Regions from separate parts of the Mus musculus genome. Here region 2 is linked to region 1. Evidence: chromatin loops called from intact Hi-C (ENCODE). Cell type or tissue: gastrocnemius. All regions are shown on one strand. Each heading gives the region's core, and the rest is flanking DNA. Links, peaks and the distances in the headings are about the cores only. Region 1 overlaps Usp4 (ubiquitin specific peptidase 4 (proto-oncogene)). Region 2 overlaps Qrich1 (glutamine-rich 1).

Region 1 (8,522 bases), core at 490-8,489:
AGTAATAAATGATCTCTTACTACTGAGCCATCTTTCCAGCCCAACCCATACCTTTCAAAAAAATTTTATGTGAATGGGTATTTTACATGTATATATATGTGTGCACCATATGAGTGCCTGCAGAGGCCAGAAGAGGGCATCCGATCCCCCGGGACTGGAATTTCAGACAATCAAGAGCCTTTGGGTGCTGGTAATTGAACCTGGGTCTTCAGGAAGAGCAGACAGGGCACTTAGCTGTCAAGCCATCTTTCCAGCCTCCTCCAGCTTTTTAAATGTTTCATGTATTTATCAAGACTAAGGACTGACCTCAGGAACTTGCACATACAAGGCAGAGGCTCTAGCACTCACTGTAGTTCCTGGTTCCCTTTACACAGTCTTTTATCTGAGTTTTTATTGCTGCCTGTCTGTAAGCTTACTACATGCATGCCTCGTGCTCACAGAGCCCAGGAGAGGTTGTCAGATCCCCAGAAACTAGAACTACAGACTACTGTGAGCCACTGTGTGGGTGTAGGGAGCTGAGCTTGGGTACTCTATAAGAGCAGAAAATGCTCTTAATCTCTGAGCCATATCTACACTCCCATTTACATTTTTATTTTGTTGTTTTGTTTTGTTTTTCGAGACATGGTTTCTCTGTGTAGCTCTGGCTGTCCTGGAACTCACTCTGTAGACCAGGCTGGCCTCAAACTCAGAAATCCGCCTGTCAGATTCTGGGTTTTGGGGGTTATCTGTAATATTAGGGGAGACTTTGAAGCTGTGGGAGGTTGAGATTCAAAAAGGCTGCCCCAGGTTCTAGCATTGCTCTCCTCAGTGGCTGGTGGTGGGTGAGCAGGTGTGGTGCTGCTGCCTGAGTGTGGCCCTTCTCACTTGGAGAGCCTCTCCTGGTGTTGGTCATTCCATAATGAGTGACACTATGGTCCCCTCCACAGCTCGATCCACACTGGCCATTGACTGGGACAGTGAGACCCGAAGCCTTTACTTTGATGAGCAAGAATCTGAGGTATGTCATTTGGGGTTTGTGGTCAGTGCTGTGTTCTGGCTTCTGCTCTGAAAATACATTGATGTTCATCTCATTGATTGGACAACAGTTAAATTTTCCTTATGACTTGAAATGAAAAGCACCCAAGACTGCCATTCTGTGTGCAGAGACTGCAGAAAGCACGGTATATTCCAGGCAGAGCTTGAGCATCCCGTGAGCCGCCAGGAGGCTTCACAGCAGAACTCAGTGCTTCTCTCCGCAGGCCTGTGAGAAGCACCTGAGCATGTCACAGCCGCAGAAGAAGAAGAAGGCGGCAGTAGCCCTGCGAGAGTGCATCGAGCTCTTCACCACCATGGAGACCCTTGGGGAGCATGACCCCTGGTATGCAAGTCCCCGAGCTCTGAGCAGGGGACCTATGTACCCTAGGCTCTGAGGTTTGCTGGGACCACCTGTGTGCACAGAAACCTCCTCCTGTGCCTGGACAGGTCATCTTTTCTTAAGCAGTTCTGTAAATATTTGTGTGTGAGAGACGACTGTTTGCTGGACTGAGAAAAGCCACTGCTCTGATGAGAAGGCAGGGGTTTGTTCATAAGTCCTGGGGTTGAGTCCTGCCTGGAAGGTCTCCTTGTGACCTCCTGCTGCCCTGGCTAAGTAAGTCTCTTCTGTCTTTAGGTACTGTCCCACCTGTAAGAAGCACCAGCAGGCAACAAAGAAGTTTGACTTGTGGTCTTTGCCCAAGATCCTGGTGGTTCACCTCAAGCGTTTCTCCTATAACAGATACTGGCGGGATAAACTTGACACCGTGGTGGAGTTCCCAGTCAGGTGGGTGTGTGCACAGGTGCTGAGGAGGGAGGTGAGAAGATAGATGCTGGAGTTAGATTGTAGTACTTGGCTCTGGGAGGTTGACTTGTGACTTGTGGAGCAATCCTTCCTTCCCCTACTCGTGGGAAAAGTCACTACTAGAAGAGTCCTGCTGATTGTGTCACTGCTGATCTGCTTGTATCCTCACACTGGTCTGTGGCCTGTCCTGGCCGTCATTGCTGTCAGGGAACTTGGCTTCAGCCAGGACAGCACAGGCTCAGTTCTGTTTCTTATTAACAGGGCGAGGCAACCAGGTTAGCCTACCCGCGGGAGCTGATGTTCAGCTGGGTGTGGTGTCGCATGCTTGTAATTCCTTGCTCGGGCAGGAGGATCATTGATTGAGTTTAAGGCCACCTTTGTAGTTAAAATTTTGTTTACTTTTTTTGTTTGTTTGTTTTGGTTTTTTGAGACAGAGTTTCTCTGTGCAGCCTGGGCAATCCTGGAACTCACTCTGTCATTCAGTGCCAGTCTTAGCCCCCTGAGTGCTGGGATTGAAGCCTGTGCCTCAGCCTGACTGTTATTTTTTACCTTTTCTTTATTTTTGAAAATTGTATAATGGGCTGGTGAGACTAGGCAGCTCATTGAGAATCCTTGACCCCCAAGCCTGCTGACCTGGATTTGTTCCCAGACTCAGGGTAGAAGCAGAGAACCAACTCCTAAAATTTGTCCCCAGCTCTTTCTGCAGTGTGGATTTCAGTGCAGAATACAGAGGTAATGCTAACATATCCAGTTTTTTGGCCCCCAACAACAATTCCCTAATGTCAGCAGAAAGTAATTATGCACGATTGAGTCACTCCCCTTATTCCTTTGAAGAGGCAGGCAGATTTCTGAGTTCGAGGCCAGCCTGGTCCACAGAGTGAGTTCCAGGACAGCCAGGGCTACACAGAGAAACCCTGTCTCGAAACACCAAAAAAAAAAAAAAAAAAACCAAAAACCAAAAAACAAAATGATGGAATGATAGCCTAGTCAGGTTAGAGCAGGTTCTTGCTCTCCAGTCTCTGTAGGATCATCTGGGGCTAGGGACATGCAGTTAGCAGTTGGAGCAATTTGCAGCCTTTAATTGACTAGAAATCTGCTCAAGCAGATACATATTAAGGGTAGAAGCTAAAGCTAAGGAGTTTGGGGAAATTTTTTTCTTAGGTGTGCATTAGAAACTTTTAGGCCCGTGGTCCTAGTAGTTGGGAACGGGAAGTCCCAAGACCAGGGAAAGGGGGAGAGGAGAGATCCCAGGCTCAGGACCAGGCAGGTGAGGAAACAGGCTGTTGACTGAGTCCATCTGGAGTCCATTTGACCTGTGAGAGGTCGATTCAAGGCGATTCCCTGAAGCTTCCAAGAATTGTTATTATTATTATTATTATTATTATTATTATTATTATTGGTTTTTTCAAGACAGGGTTTCTCTGTGTAGCCCTGGCTGTCCTGAAGCTCACTTTGTAGACCAGGCTGGCCTCGAACTCAGAAATCTGCCTGCCTCTGCCTCCCGAGTGCTGGGATTAAAGGCGTGCGCCACCACGCCTGGCTAGAATTATTTTTTTAAGTTTATAAAAAGTGATGTTTTAGGTATGTTAGTGTTAACCACTGTTTGTAATCTGTACTGAGAGCCACATGGTAGAGAGAGCAGCAGACTCATACCTTGCAGTCATAATAAAAGCTTAAGCACCCAGAAATAATTTGTTCTTACCCAGTTACTTTCTATGAGACACAGGTGGTTGAGTCCTGACAGTAGTCACTGTAAAGCGGGCTCTTTACATGAAAGGGCGGAAGAGCTTACTTGAGACCTATTCTGTGAGTTTACCCCGTTTTAGAGTCTGGCAGCAAGGTAAACTGTCTTTCTCAGCTAGAAGCTTAGGAGATGAGGCCTGAATTTTGTACACATGAAGAGAACTGAGAACAGCTGAAGCCTTGGCTGCTGCTGTTAAACTGACAAATCTGCCCTGAGCCTTGTGGTCAGCACCAGAGACCTGAGAAAGATAAATTTCACCTGAGTAAGCAGGAAGTATAGACCAAGCAGCTTCCAAATCTATTTAAAAAGTGACAGAGATCCAGGTCACCCTAGGCTCCTCCGTGGTCAGTGGAGGGCGGCATGGCTCTGTAGCCACCAGGCATAGACGGTCTGACAGACTTTCCTATACAGTAGGAGCTTGGGGGAACTGGCCTACTTGTCTAGGCAAAGAGGGAGTCGACTCCTCAGTGACCTGCTTGTCCACAGTTTGGACACTGCTGTGAACAGTCAAGGTGAAGGGCAGTGTTTGGCCCAGTGGCCTGCTTTGCTGCATTTAGAGTAAGCCTGGGGGGATGGTCTTCTGTGCCCATTATCTTCTTGGGAGGATGCTAGGAGCCGACTTGTCTCTCTGTCATGAAAAACTTTTCTTATTAAACATTTTAAATACCATATTCTGCAGATCTCTGAAGTGTTTGAGGACCACCTGTTAACTGTACCTAAACAAACACACTCTGTCTCTGGTCACTTGTTTTCTGCTTAACTTTGAAAACATGCAGGAACCTTATTCCTATAATTACTGTAGTACTTAGCATGATTACAAGTATACTTCTGAACACATTAAAGAATTTGATCATTTATAAGGTGACTGACCATGAACTTGCATGTCTTAATTATTCTTAACTGTTAGTTTATGTAAGGTCACTATTTTGCAGCTTTATCCATTTAGGTTAAGCCTTAAAATTTACAATTTTTAAATTAAAGCCCTATAAAACTTTTAATCCTAGTTAAGGTCCACAGGGAGGCTGGGAGCTTCCCTGACCCTGCCGTGGGCACAGGGAAGAAGCCGCAACAGCCACTCCCTGGGTGAACAGGCAAAACATTTATTCTAGACTGCCGTGCAATTTTCAGGGTTAAATGGGCCCTTGAGAAAGGACTAAAGGGACCTAGAGGCTTGCATTGACCATGAAAAATCAATAGATACCAGTCATGTCAGTGGCTTGCCTCAGGTTTGAAACTTAACAAAAGAAAATTTCAAAATACAGTAAAGGTTTCCAGGGCCTGTCTGACATTTAAATTCCTATGGCCTTGTTCGCACTGTGGTTAGTCTCAGCCTTCGCGTGCAGATGCTGAATTCCTCTTTGGCATCTTTTACCCCGCTTCAACCTCATGGTATGATAGCACCATGACAGCCTTCTCCCAGTTTCTGCTCCCACAAACCATCACTGTGCCTTGGCCTAGTCTTCTCGCATAGTTTAGTGTTCTGTGGGGTGAGGGGGGTGCTGGGTTACACTGACCTTTTGAATTTACCATATTTATGGGCTATTATGTTTTCACTCAGAGCTCTGAACATGTCCGAGTTTGTCTGTGACCGGTCAGCAAGGCCTTATGTTTATGACCTAATTGCTGTGTCCAATCACTATGGAGCCATGGGGGTTGGTCACTGTAAGTATTGGCATCTGCTTCCTTCTGAGGTATGGAAACGCCCTACCTACTGTGCCTCAGCCTCTTCCTGGATGCCAGCCCTGACGTAGCACCTGGCTTGTTTTCAGTCTCCGACTTTGGGCTTTCCCAGCCCCTCTCTCCTCCCTACCTTCCTCAGTGGTGGTAACGATCAAGACAGTCCTGCTGATCGCTTATGCTGGCCTGGGGCTCACCATGTAGCTCAGCCAGGGTGGCCTTACTTTCCTGGCACAGTGTGAGCCGCCACTCTGGGTTACTCTGGAAACTCTACTAGAGCCAGGACATGACAAAACATTGTTCTCTTTGTTTATTTTGGTTTTTCAAGTCAGGGTTTCTCTGTGTAACCCCAGCTGTCGTGGGACTCACTCTGTAGACCAGTGTTTCCGAGCGGGGCACTGTGGTTCAGGTACTCGGGAAAAGAATTCTTAACCGTTTCCAAAGAAAGTTAATGTTAAAGAGACGTCCCTAATAATTCACCCAACTACACAAAATTAGTGACTGTAATCACAGAAGTATCGCAGCGCTGCAAAACCAAAACGTGGAGAAAATGCAAGGGAAGGAGAGATGCCAAAATGAGTTTACTTTTGGTTTGGTTTTGAGACAGAGCCTCACATCCAGACCAGGCAGGCTTGTGACTTGCTAGGTAGGCCTCGATGGTCCTGAACCCACGTTCTTTCCACCCTAGGCACCTAAGTGCTAAGATACAGGTACACATCTCCATATCTGGGAAAATAGTACGTTTTTTTCTTTTCTCTATTACCCAGAATTTCTATAACATTTAGGTTCACTAAAACTGTGTTTTAGTTACACCTGAACCTGCTTTAGGGGCATTGTTTCACTCCCCAGTGCTGGGATGGGACTTAGAGCCTTGTGCATCCTAGGTAAGTAGTGTGGCCGCCAAGCTTCACCTGCAGCCCCATCCACTCCAGAGGTTCAGTCACAGCTGTGGAGAGAAGAAAATGTGCACACCCAGCTCTGCAGACCAGGGAGCACTGCCTTCCTGACCAAAGCGCCCCTGCTGGCTCCACAGGCACCGGGTGTTCTGTGGAGATGGGGGTGGAGCCTTCTGCTTTGGTTTTGTTTTTTTTAATTTTAGCAGCGTCAGCTCTCTGAGTCCTTCTGTGGCTCTGGATTATACTCGTGGCCATCTATGTTAGAGATTCAGATGAAAATCTCAGGCGCATGCCCTTTCCTTGTGTTATGTCTCCAGCACTGATCACAGTCATTAAATAGACACCAGGGCAGCTGGGGAGAAAGCTCAGTAGTGGATCACTGTTCTTTACAGGACCTGAGCTAATTCCCAGGACCTAGGTCAGGTGGCTCACAACTGCCTGGAACTCTGTGACACCTGTCAGTACCCTCCATGTAATCAAATAATAAATCTTTATTTAAAAATAGACAAGTCTGAGTGTGGTGGCATCTGCGGTTAATTCCAGCACTCGGGAGGCAGAAGCAGGTGGATCTGAGTTCAGGGCCAGTGTGGTCCACAGAGTTTCAGAAATACACACTAGCGTGACAAGGTGGCTCAGCAGGTAAAGATCCTGGCCACACAAGCCTGGTGACCTGAGTTCAATTCCAAGAACTCTAAAAAAGTAGAGGGAGAGAACTCACCCCACAGCGTTAACCTCCACACACAAATACCATGGCACGTGTACACACACACACACACACAGCTTTTAAAATTAAATTTAAGGGCTGGTGAGATGGCTCAGCGGGTAAGAGCACTGACTGCTCTTCCGAAGGTCTCGAGTTCAAATCCCAGCAACCATATGGTGGCTCACAACCATCTGTAACAAGATCTGACTCCCTTTTCTGGAATGTCTGAAGACAGCTATATTGTACTTATATATAATAAATAAATCTTTTTTAAAAATTAAATTTAAAATTATTTTAAATATTAACATTAAGTAGGCTGGTTTTATTGATTAGCATCCCAAAATTATAGGACACCCTGTGCTCACCCTTTCAAGTTTGTCTGAAAGACCCAGGTTGGAAAAAATGGTGAATTATTTCCACTGGGCTGCAGTGCCACACGCCTTTAATCTCTGTGGGAGGCAGAGGCAGAGGATCTCTGAGTTCCAGGACCACCGGGGGACACAGAGAAACTGTGTTTTGAAAAGCCAAAAACAAACAAAATGTACAAAACCATGAGCCATAGGGGCCGGGGATTTATTTAGCAGCAGAGTGTGTGCCTAGCAAGTACAAGGCCCTGGGTTTGGATCCCCTAACCTCTGGGGAAGAAATAAAAAGAACTATAAATTATCGACTATAAATGATCATTACTTATATGTATGTGCATATTTTAAAAATTATTTCTATAATCTGGTGGTGGTGGTTTTCTGTTTTGAGATGTGGTTTCACTGTGCAACCTACCTAGACTTGGCCAGGATGGCCTTGAACTTGGGAGTAGTACTTCTGTCTCTGGTTCCTGAGTGGATCCACACTGGGTATACATTATTCTTAGTTTTAGTGTTAACATTTTGGGTATGAGTATGTGCGAGTATTTAGTGCTAACCTAATAAGGTTACAAGATTATTTTTTTTTTGGTGGCCATTAGAGCATTTTGTTTGTAACTTGGCAGACACTGCATATGCGAAGAACAGACTGAACGGGAAATGGTATTACTTTGATGATAGCAGTGTGTCCCTGGCCTCTGAGGACCAGATAGTGGTGAGTACTTTCCCAGGTGCCTGCTCCTCCCTGGGCTCTCAACAAATCAACCGAAAAGGTTCCCTCAAGCCAGACGGTTACCTCCTTATCTGCTAGGGCTCTGAGTGGAGCAGAGGGGACTGCCATTCATCCTAGATCTTTCCTAACGGAGAAGCTCAGTTTTCCTAGAGGTATCACAGTGCATCTATCTGCATTTGCTAGAGCCATGGCAGGGGCATCAGGAAGCAGCTAATAAATAAAGGTGGCAGGTTCCCGAGAGTACAGCTGTCCACTCAGTCACTCAGTGAGTGTGCTTGTTTATTGAGATAGTATCTCTATATCTCTGCCTGCTCTGAAACTCATTTTGTAAGTTTGTAGCCTCAAACTTAGGGTAATTCTCCTACCTCTGCTTCTTGAGTGCCGGTATTACAGATATCCATCCCCACATTCAGTTTAAGATTGCTTTTTTTTTTTTTTAAGATAGGGTTTCACTCTGAAGCCCAGGCTGGCCTTGACCTTGGAAAAAGAATCCTCCTGTCAGGCCCCCCTCGCCTTGCTGGGATCACAGGTGCTAGGAAAGGGGTGGGGTGAGTTTATTATCAGTGAATGGACCCCATTCCTTGTGTTTTAGAC
Region 2 (8,522 bases), core at 32-8,031, 150 kb after region 1:
AAAGAAAGAAAGAAAGAAAGAAAGAAAGAAAGAGAAAGAAATGAAATGTTAGAAAACACAGAAAGGATCCTGGGTGTGGTAGAGCACACCTGAAACCATAGCAGTTAGAACAAGGGAGGCAGGAGGCTAAGGTCAAGGTCATTGTTAGCTACATATGAGTTCTAGACCATTGCACAGTACATGAGACCTTGTCTTTAAAAATAAAGATAGGGTTAGAGAGATAACTCAGCAATTAAGAGCACTTGCTGCCCTTCTACAGAGTCCAATTCTTAGCACCCTCATTGTGTGGCTTACAACTCCAGCTACACAAACGGACCCTCTTTGGCCTTCAAGAGCACTTACTAACATGTGTACGTACAAAATACACAGACAGAAAAGGGACTGCAGAGATGGCTGGCTCAGCAGTTAAGAGCGCTGGCTGCTTTTCCAGAGGACCTGGATTTGTTTCTCAGCTCGTACACGGTGGTTCAGAACTGTCTATAACTTGGGTTCCATGGCATCTATTGCCTTCTGGTGTTACTGACCCCTCCTACCTCATTAGTTTTGTTTTGGTTTGTTTTGATTTTGGTTTCTCAAAACAGGTGGAGTTTTGTTTGTTTGTTTGTTTGTTTGTTTTCCTGTTTATCCCTGGCTGTCCTGTAACTTGCTCTGTAGACTAGGCTGGTCTAGTTATGCTACATTCAAGTAGTCTCATACAGCCAGGCAGTGGTGGCGCACGCCTTTAATCACAGTACTTGGGAAGCAGAGGCAGGCGAATTTCTGAGTTCCAGGACAGCCAGGGCTACACAGAGAAACCCTGTCTTGAAAAACCAAAAATAAATAAATAAATAAATAAAGTTTTTTTGAAAAAAGATTCATATAAAACACACATCAGACATATTTACCAGAACTAGAAGTAACATTTGATATTTTACTGACACATGTATAAATATAGCGAAATCGCTTTTTGGATGGCAGAGAGCATGGAGACACCGTGAATTGTTCTCCATTATCATGTCTCTGCATCTATACATCCTAACTTGAGCTAACACATTATGCAGCCAACTGTAGGGGAAAATTGATGGGAAGGACACTGTGAAGAGACCACACAAAGGAATCAGTTGCTGTGAGATTTCTTGGCCCAAGCTTGAGAACGGAGAGTGTACAGACTCTCAGGTGATGGTGGCCCAGGTCCAGTAATAAAGGAAAGCCTCACTCCAACCACCTACTCCCAGGGACCACCCAGATGAGCTCATGGAAAAGGCCTGGAGACTCTACTGAATGCCATTTTCTTCTTGCTTTGCACTTGACTATGTACTTTGGCTTGTGAGGTCTTCCATAGAAACTGGAACTTTTGAGATAGATAAACAACTGCTTCTAAACAAATTTGTGTTTTCCAAAACAGTGTTTATATCTGTTGTCCAGAAAGTGAAATAAAATTTAAAACATGCTCAAAAAAAAAAGAATAGAATAAAAACAGAACACAGAAAGGGTTGAGTGTGCAAGACAGCCATGGAAATAAACTTGATTTCTTTCTTTTCAAACTATAATAGAGCTGAATATGTAGCTTGGTGGTATGCATATACATTACACAAAACGAAAAGTTAACGCCAGGTGGTGGTGGCGCTCACCTTTAATCCCAGCACTTAGGAGGCAGAGGCAGGCAGATTTCTGAGTTCCAGGACAGCCAGGGCTACACAGAGAAACCCTGTCTTGAAAAACCAAAAAAAAAAGAAAAAAGAAAAAAAAAGTTAAAAAAAATACTAAGTAGTGATTAATGAATTACTGGCTAATAAACTATCATGTTCTATTCTGTTTTTTATTCTGTTTTTTCTTTCTGAATATTTTTCCAAAAGAAATTGTTTTTCTCTTTTTTTTTCTTCTTTTTGGGGGGGAGATGTCAAGATGGGGTTTCTTTGTGTTGCTCTTCATTCTGTAGACCAGGCTAGCCTTGAACTCAAAGATCTGCCTGCTTCTGCCTCCTGAAGTGCTAGGACCAAAGTCATATTCAAAAGATTTGTGTGTCTGTGGATACCTATACCCATGTGCACGTGTTAGGAGGACAAAGAATAGTGGTTCTACTCACTTAAGTTTTATTCCCCTGAGACAGGTTCTCTCACTGACCGTAAAGTTCATTATTTTGGGCTAGTATGATCACCAATGAGTTCCTAGGATTTTTCTGTCTCCTGGCCCACAGTTGAAGTTATAGACATTCTTGGCCATACCTGGCATCTTTTTGTGGGTGCTAGGTCATCTCCCCAGCACCTCTTTGTTCTTTTTAAATTTTATTTTATATGTATGGGTGTCTTGCCTACATGCATGTCTGCTCACACACTATGTGTGTGTCTGATAGTTCTAAGAGGCCTAAAGAAAGGCCAGACATAGTGGTGCATAATTTTAACCCCAGTACTCAGAAGGCAGACACAGGAGGACCTCTGGGAGTAAAAGCCAGTCTGTTTGTTCTAAGTACTGAGTCAAGGGATAACCAGGACTATAGAGAGAGACTTCAGTCACACTCACACACTCTCTTCTCTCCTCCTCCTCCTCCTCTTCCTCCTTACTTCTCCCCCACCCCCCACTCCCCAATACACACACCCCAGTTAGGATTTGGGATTGGTGGCACATAACTTTTTAATCCTTGCGCCTTAGACAGAGGCAGGTGAATCTCTGAGTTGGAGACCAGCCTGGTCTACAGAGTGAGTTCCAGGATAGCCAGAGCTATACAGAGAAACTATTGGGGTGCGTGTGTGTGTGTGTGTGTGTGTGTGTTAATGGATTATGTTCTTAGGAGTGAGAATATTGTTTGAACTTTAAGCTAGTATGGTGTCACATGCCTGTAGTTTCAGAACCACTTAGGAGGCTGAAGCAGGAGGATCAAGAGTTTAAGGTCAGTCTAAACCTATGAAAAAAATAGGATTTTTTTTTTTTTAAAAGACTTATGTCAGGGGCTGGTGAGATGGCTCAGTGGGTAAGAGCACCCGACTGCTCTTACAGACTGCTCTTCCGAAGGTCCGGAGTTCAAATCCCAGCAACCACATGGTGGCTCACAATCATCCGTAACGAGATCTGACTTCCTCTTCTGGAGTGTTTGAAGACAGCTACAGTGTACTTACATATAAATAAATAAATAAATCTTAAAAAAAAAAAAAAAAAAAAAAAAAAAGACTTATGTCAGGCAATGGTGGTGCATGCTTTTAATCCCAGCATTTGGGAGGCAGAGGCAGGCAGATTTCTGAGTTCAAGGCCAGCCTGGCCTACAGAGAGTTCCAGGACAGCCAGGACTACACAGAGAAACCCTATCTCGAAAAACCAAGAGGAAAAAAGTTTTGTTTGTTTGATGCATATGAGTACACTACCATTGTTCTCTTTAGACACACCAGAAGAGGGCACCAGACCCCATTACAAATGGTTGTGAGCCACCATGTGGTTGCTGAGAATCGAACTCTCAGGATTGCTGGAAGAGCAGTCAGTGCTGTTAACTGTTGAGCCATCTTTCCAGCCCAATACAAGGATCTTATAATCTAGAAAATCATCCATGAAGATTCTGAAGTCTTTTCCTTTGATTTTACGATGGCAACAGTGTCTTCACTATTTGTCTTGTCTTTGTAAATGGTTGTTCTATCATAGGCTGCTCCTCTCTCCCTAGACTCCCCCATGCTGGGATGATAGGCGTGTATCATTCCCACCTCAACAGGAAAACTTGTTTTGGATGAGGTTTTCCTGAAATTTGCTGTTAGTTCAGGGTGACCCTTTGCTGCTTCTTCTGCAGCCTCCACGTTTGCTCTTCTTGCTTTGCAGATTGGAGAAGCTGTCATATCTAGTTTCCTAAGGTGCTGGACACTGCCTCTAGGGTATTGTATAAGTTGCAAGCCAAGTACTCACCTACTGCTCTAGCCTTGCTGGTGTGGATTCCGGTCCTCCTCATAGATGATCACTCAGATCATAGTTTGAGACTAGAGCTTTCTCAGGTTCCAACCCAGATGTGTTCAGTAACTTTATAAACATTTTTATAAAATGCATAAGTGTTTTATTTGCATAATGAAGTTTTGAAGCAGTGTTTGAAAATAAACCTCTATTTTCTTAGGGTGTTGTTGTTGTTGTTGTTGTTGTTGTTGTTCTAGATAGTTTTACTGTATATCCCTGGCTATCCTGGAACTCACAAAGATCCAACTGCCATTACCTCTCAAAGTGCTGGAGTTAAAAGGCTTGTGCCACCACTGCCTGGCTTGCTTTAGTAGGTTTTAAAAGATTTGAGACTTGGCTTCTGCTCTTTGGAAAGGTTCTAGGGCAGTTTGCAGTATTGGTGTTGTAGGTTTTTTTGTTTTCTTTTATGTGTGTTTCTTTTTCTTACCTGTTTTGGCAGGATGTGGTGTGGGGGTACTTCCAGATAGGGTTTCTCTTTGTAGCTCCTGGAACTCAATTTGAACTAAAACTCAAAGAGATCTGCTTGCCTCTACCTCCTGAGTGCTGGGACTAAAGATGGGCATGACCACTGCCCAGCTCTTTTTTTTTTTGAGACCAAGTCCTTCTTAAAGCCCTGGCTGGCCTTGGATTTGCCATAAATCTCAGGCTAGTCTCAAACTTGAGGTGACCCTGTGCCCTGCCTCAGCCTCTAAAGTACTGGTAGTACAATCATGTATTGCCACCCTGGATTTATATGGATGTTTTGAAATGAGAATCGAGGGCTAACAAGATGGCTTAGTGAGTAACAGCACTTGTTCCAAGCCTGACATCCTGAATTCAGTCCATCCAGACCCTCAGAACCGTAGAGTGGAAAGAGAACTGTTGCAGTCTGAGCTGAGGAGTGCCGCTTTGGCTTAGTTACATTGCTGCTTCTGTTGTCCCCAGAGCCAGATAGACTCTCCAAAGCATGAAAACGGGACAGCAAGAATTGGTTTTGGTTGTTGTTTTTGTTTTTCCCAATTGAATAGCAGTTAAGTTTCATTTGCTGGTATTTTTACTAAAAGTCCTAATGAAAAATACTGACAATTCTCATGATTTCCCTCTCATAGGCACAGACTGTTCAGGTTGCTGAAGTTGAGCCACAGTCACAACCACAGCCTTCACCAGAGCTTTTGCTTCCAAATTCTTTGAAGCCAGAAGAAGGGCTTGAAGTATGGAAAAACTGGGCTCAGACCAAGAATGCTGAACTAGAAAAGGATGCTCAAAACAGATTGGCCCCCATTGGGAGTGAGTGTTTGGGAGGGAGAGGATGATGGGGTGTGTCAAAAATGTAAGTACAAGTAAAACAGAATGCAGGCAGGTAGCACCCCTGGCCTTAAGGACTGGAGAATATACTTGGAAGTATACTTTGTGTCATGATGAGCAGTGTCTAGTCTTCACATCATGAGTGAGCAAGATTTATGGGATTGCCCAAGACCAGATTTTTGGATCCCTATGTTTTTAGTTAGCTTCAAGGAAAGGCACCAAAGAAAAATGTCTTTTGGGAAGACCTGGGAGGTGCCAGTGAGTTGTATTTAAACCAGTCTTTGTTTGGGTTCATTTATTTGCTCATAGTACAGCATGGTTGCTGGGGTTTTCTACATATTTCTACTTACAGAAAAGAAACCCGTTGGTGTAATAGCGTATGTTAGTGCATTAATAGGGAAGTTCAGATCACAGATGTAAGTGGACATTCCTAGCCTGAACACTGGTGGGCAACATCCTCTCTGAACCCTCCTTTTAACAATGTGAGTAACAAGTTAGGACATCACTGTTGCCAAGACTCCCATTCACCCTTAGGACTTGTGTTGCAGGGCGACAGTTGCTACGATTTCAGGAAGATCTGATCTCCTCTGCTGTGGCTGAATTGAATTATGGCCTTTGTTTAATGACACGAGAAGCTCGGAATGGAGAAGGTGAACCCTATGACCCAGATGTACTCTACTACATTTTCCTGTGTATACAGAAGGTAGGAAACATCTTCACATGAACATGTTTGAACTGGGTTCCCATTGAATGTTTTCACTTTAGCCTAATTTACTTAAATAACAAGAATTCATGGCACAGCTTTCCTCCCAGCACATGGGGCAGAGGCAGGCTGACTGACCTCTGACTTCCTGCTGGCCAAGGCTACATAGATCCTGCTGTTTGTTTGTTTGTTGGTTTTTGTTTTGTTTTGTTTTGAGACAGGCATTCTCTGCATAGCCCTAGTTATCCTGGAACCCAGAGATCAGCCCACCTCTGCCTCTCAAGTTCTTTGATTAAAGATATACACCATTGCCGGCCTTTTTTTCCTTCCTTCCTTCCTTTCTTCCTTCCTTCCTTCCTTCCTTCCTTCCTTCCTTTCACAAAAGCTTAGATGTTTACTTTAGAAAAGAATATATAAAAATACATATAATTCCACCTAGAAAACCATGAGTTAAAATATATTTAATGAGGGCCAGTGAGGTGGCTCAGCCCATGAAAATACTTGCTCACCAAGCCTGGTAACCTGAATTTGATTCCCAGAGCCGATTATGTAAAGTAACTTTTTCTTAAATTACAAAGCATTTATTTAATACATTTTGCTAATGTATATAGTTTTTTTTTTTTTAAGATTTATTTATTTATTATGTGTAAGTACACTGTAGCTGTCTTCAGAAACACCAGAAGAGGGCATCAGATCTCATTACCGGTGGTTGTGAGCCACCATGTGGTTGCTGGGATTTGAACTTTGGACCTTCGGAAGAGCTCTTACCCGCTGAGCCATCTCACCAGCCCTAGTTTTTATTAAGTTATTCAAAATGTAGTGCTCAAGTGTAGGTTTTTAGGTTTTGCTATACCTTACATTAATTAATACAAAATAGTTGTTTGAAGGAATATGATTGAAGTTGTATACAAATCCCCTTGGTTTTTTGGGAGCCATGAGATGAAGGATTAACAACAGAGGAGAATGCAGACCAAGAATTTGTCGGAGAAGTAGATTTCTTCAAACCTTAAGGCTCTAGAGTAGGGCTGGTGAGGTGGCTTAGCAGGTAAGAGCACTGACTGCTCTTCTGAAGGTCCTGAGTTCAAATCCTAGCAACCACATGGTAGCTCACAACCACCAGTAATGAGATCTGATGCCCTCTTCTGCCCGTCTGAAGACAGCTACAGTGTACTTATGTATAATAATAAATAAATCTTAAAGAAGGGGGCGGGGCTCTAGAGTAAAACTTTCCCAGCATGATGGTTGAAGGCTAGTTTATTGGAACTCACTATGGACTGCTGAGAGAAGTCAGCCTCTTTCATTCCTTTTTCCTCTGATCCTAACCCAGAGTTCTTATGTACTGTCTCTGTTCATAGAAGGCTACTGTAGTATTGTAATCTTCCTTTACCAAAAAGGAAATTAAAGACTTGGATGTGCTGGGGCTGGAGAGATGGTACAGCAGCTAAGAATACTTACTATTCTTACAGATATCCTGTTTTCAGTTCTGTTCTAGGAGATCAAGTGCTTTCTTCTAACATCCAAGGGTACCCGGCATATATGCAGAAACATTCACATGCATAAATCTAAACAAAATTAAAGCTGGACATAATAGTCCCTGACTTTAATCCCAGAATGGGGGGTGCGGGTGGGGGGTGTGCAAAGGCTGATAGATCTTTCAGTTCAAGCCAGGCATGGTGGCGCATGCCTTTAATCCCAGCACTTGGGAGGCAGAGGCAGGCGGATTTCTGAGTTCAAGGCCAGCCTGGTCTACAGAGTGAGCTCCAGGACAGCCAGAGCTACACAGAGAAACCCTGTCTCGAAAAACCAAAAAAAAATAAAAAGATCTTTCAGTTCAATTCCTGCTTTTTCTAATTTTGTGAGTTTCAGGCCAGCCAAGTTGTTATAGTGACATCCCGTCTCAAAAAATTAAAAAGTTTAAAAATTACATGTATTTGCATAGTACTCTTAACAAGAACATGCCCTTGCCTATTAATAATGTACGAGTCATTTTATTTCGTGTGTGTGTGTGAGAGTAGGCATGAACAACTACATGCAGTAGTGGCAATGTGGATGTTGGGAACTGAACCTTGGTCTTCTCTACGAGCCGTAAGTGCTCTTAACTGCTGACCCGTGTCTCTACCTCCCTCTTCCCCATGGTTTTTGCTACAATGACTTGCTTATGTGGAATAGTATTTACAAAAGGTCCAGCGTTGACTCACTCTCAGTAACTTAAGAATCTGCTTGTGTCATTTAAAGTGTGCTGTGGAAATAACATTTGTTAATTACTTTCCTTTTAGTATCTTTTTGAAAATGGAAGAGTAGATGACATATTTTCTGATCTTTACTATGTTCGTTTCACCGAATGGCTACATGAAGTTCTGAAGGATGTACAGCCTCGGGTCACTCCACTTGGTAAGAGTTTACCTAGTCTTTGAATTTTTTTTTCTTTTCCTTTTAATAATGTGAACTGGTGTTTTGCCTGCATGTATATCTGTCTGTTGGAGGGGGTCTGATCTCCTGAAACTGGAGTTAGAGAACTGTGAGCTGCCGTGTCATTTCTGGGAATTGATCTAGGTCCTTGGAAGAAGAGCCAGTGCTTTTTAACCATCAAGCTGTCTCTCCAGCCCTCCACTTGGGCTTTAAGAGGATTGCT

What was found. A loop is a pair of places that touch in the nucleus more often than their neighbours do. Peaks named below come from ENCODE experiments on the same cell type or tissue, not always from the same donor. Only the 100,000 strongest peaks of a DNase experiment are listed, where the experiment ranks them.
Region 2: it touches region 1 in a loop (2.3-fold over the local background); 5 of 42 quality-filtered maps call a loop at or near these places.

What each region holds. Positions count from the first base shown.
Region 1 is chr9:108,383,159-108,391,680 of GRCm38, forward strand. It overlaps Usp4 (ubiquitin specific peptidase 4 (proto-oncogene)), which reads left to right. Exons shown (of 22, transcript NM_011678.2): 17 at 927-997; 18 at 1,239-1,357; 19 at 1,649-1,798; 20 at 5,119-5,222; 21 at 7,822-7,910; 22 at 8,521-8,522. Among named protein-coding and RNA genes, the nearest start is that of 1700102P08Rik, 5.4 kb to the right of the region's middle. In gastrocnemius, for the core only: a CTCF peak has its summit at 3,894 (motif pointing right); no DNase peak of the experiment used is centred there; H3K4me3 peaks cover 286 bases; H3K27ac peaks cover 5,977 bases.
Region 2 is chr9:108,536,697-108,545,218 of GRCm38, forward strand. It overlaps Qrich1 (glutamine-rich 1), which reads left to right. Exons shown (of 10, transcript NM_175143.5): 4 at 4,992-5,169; 5 at 5,736-5,890; 6 at 8,167-8,281. Among named protein-coding and RNA genes, the nearest start is that of Impdh2, 19 kb to the right of the region's middle. In gastrocnemius, for the core only: a CTCF peak has its summit at 3,358 (motif pointing right); no DNase peak of the experiment used is centred there.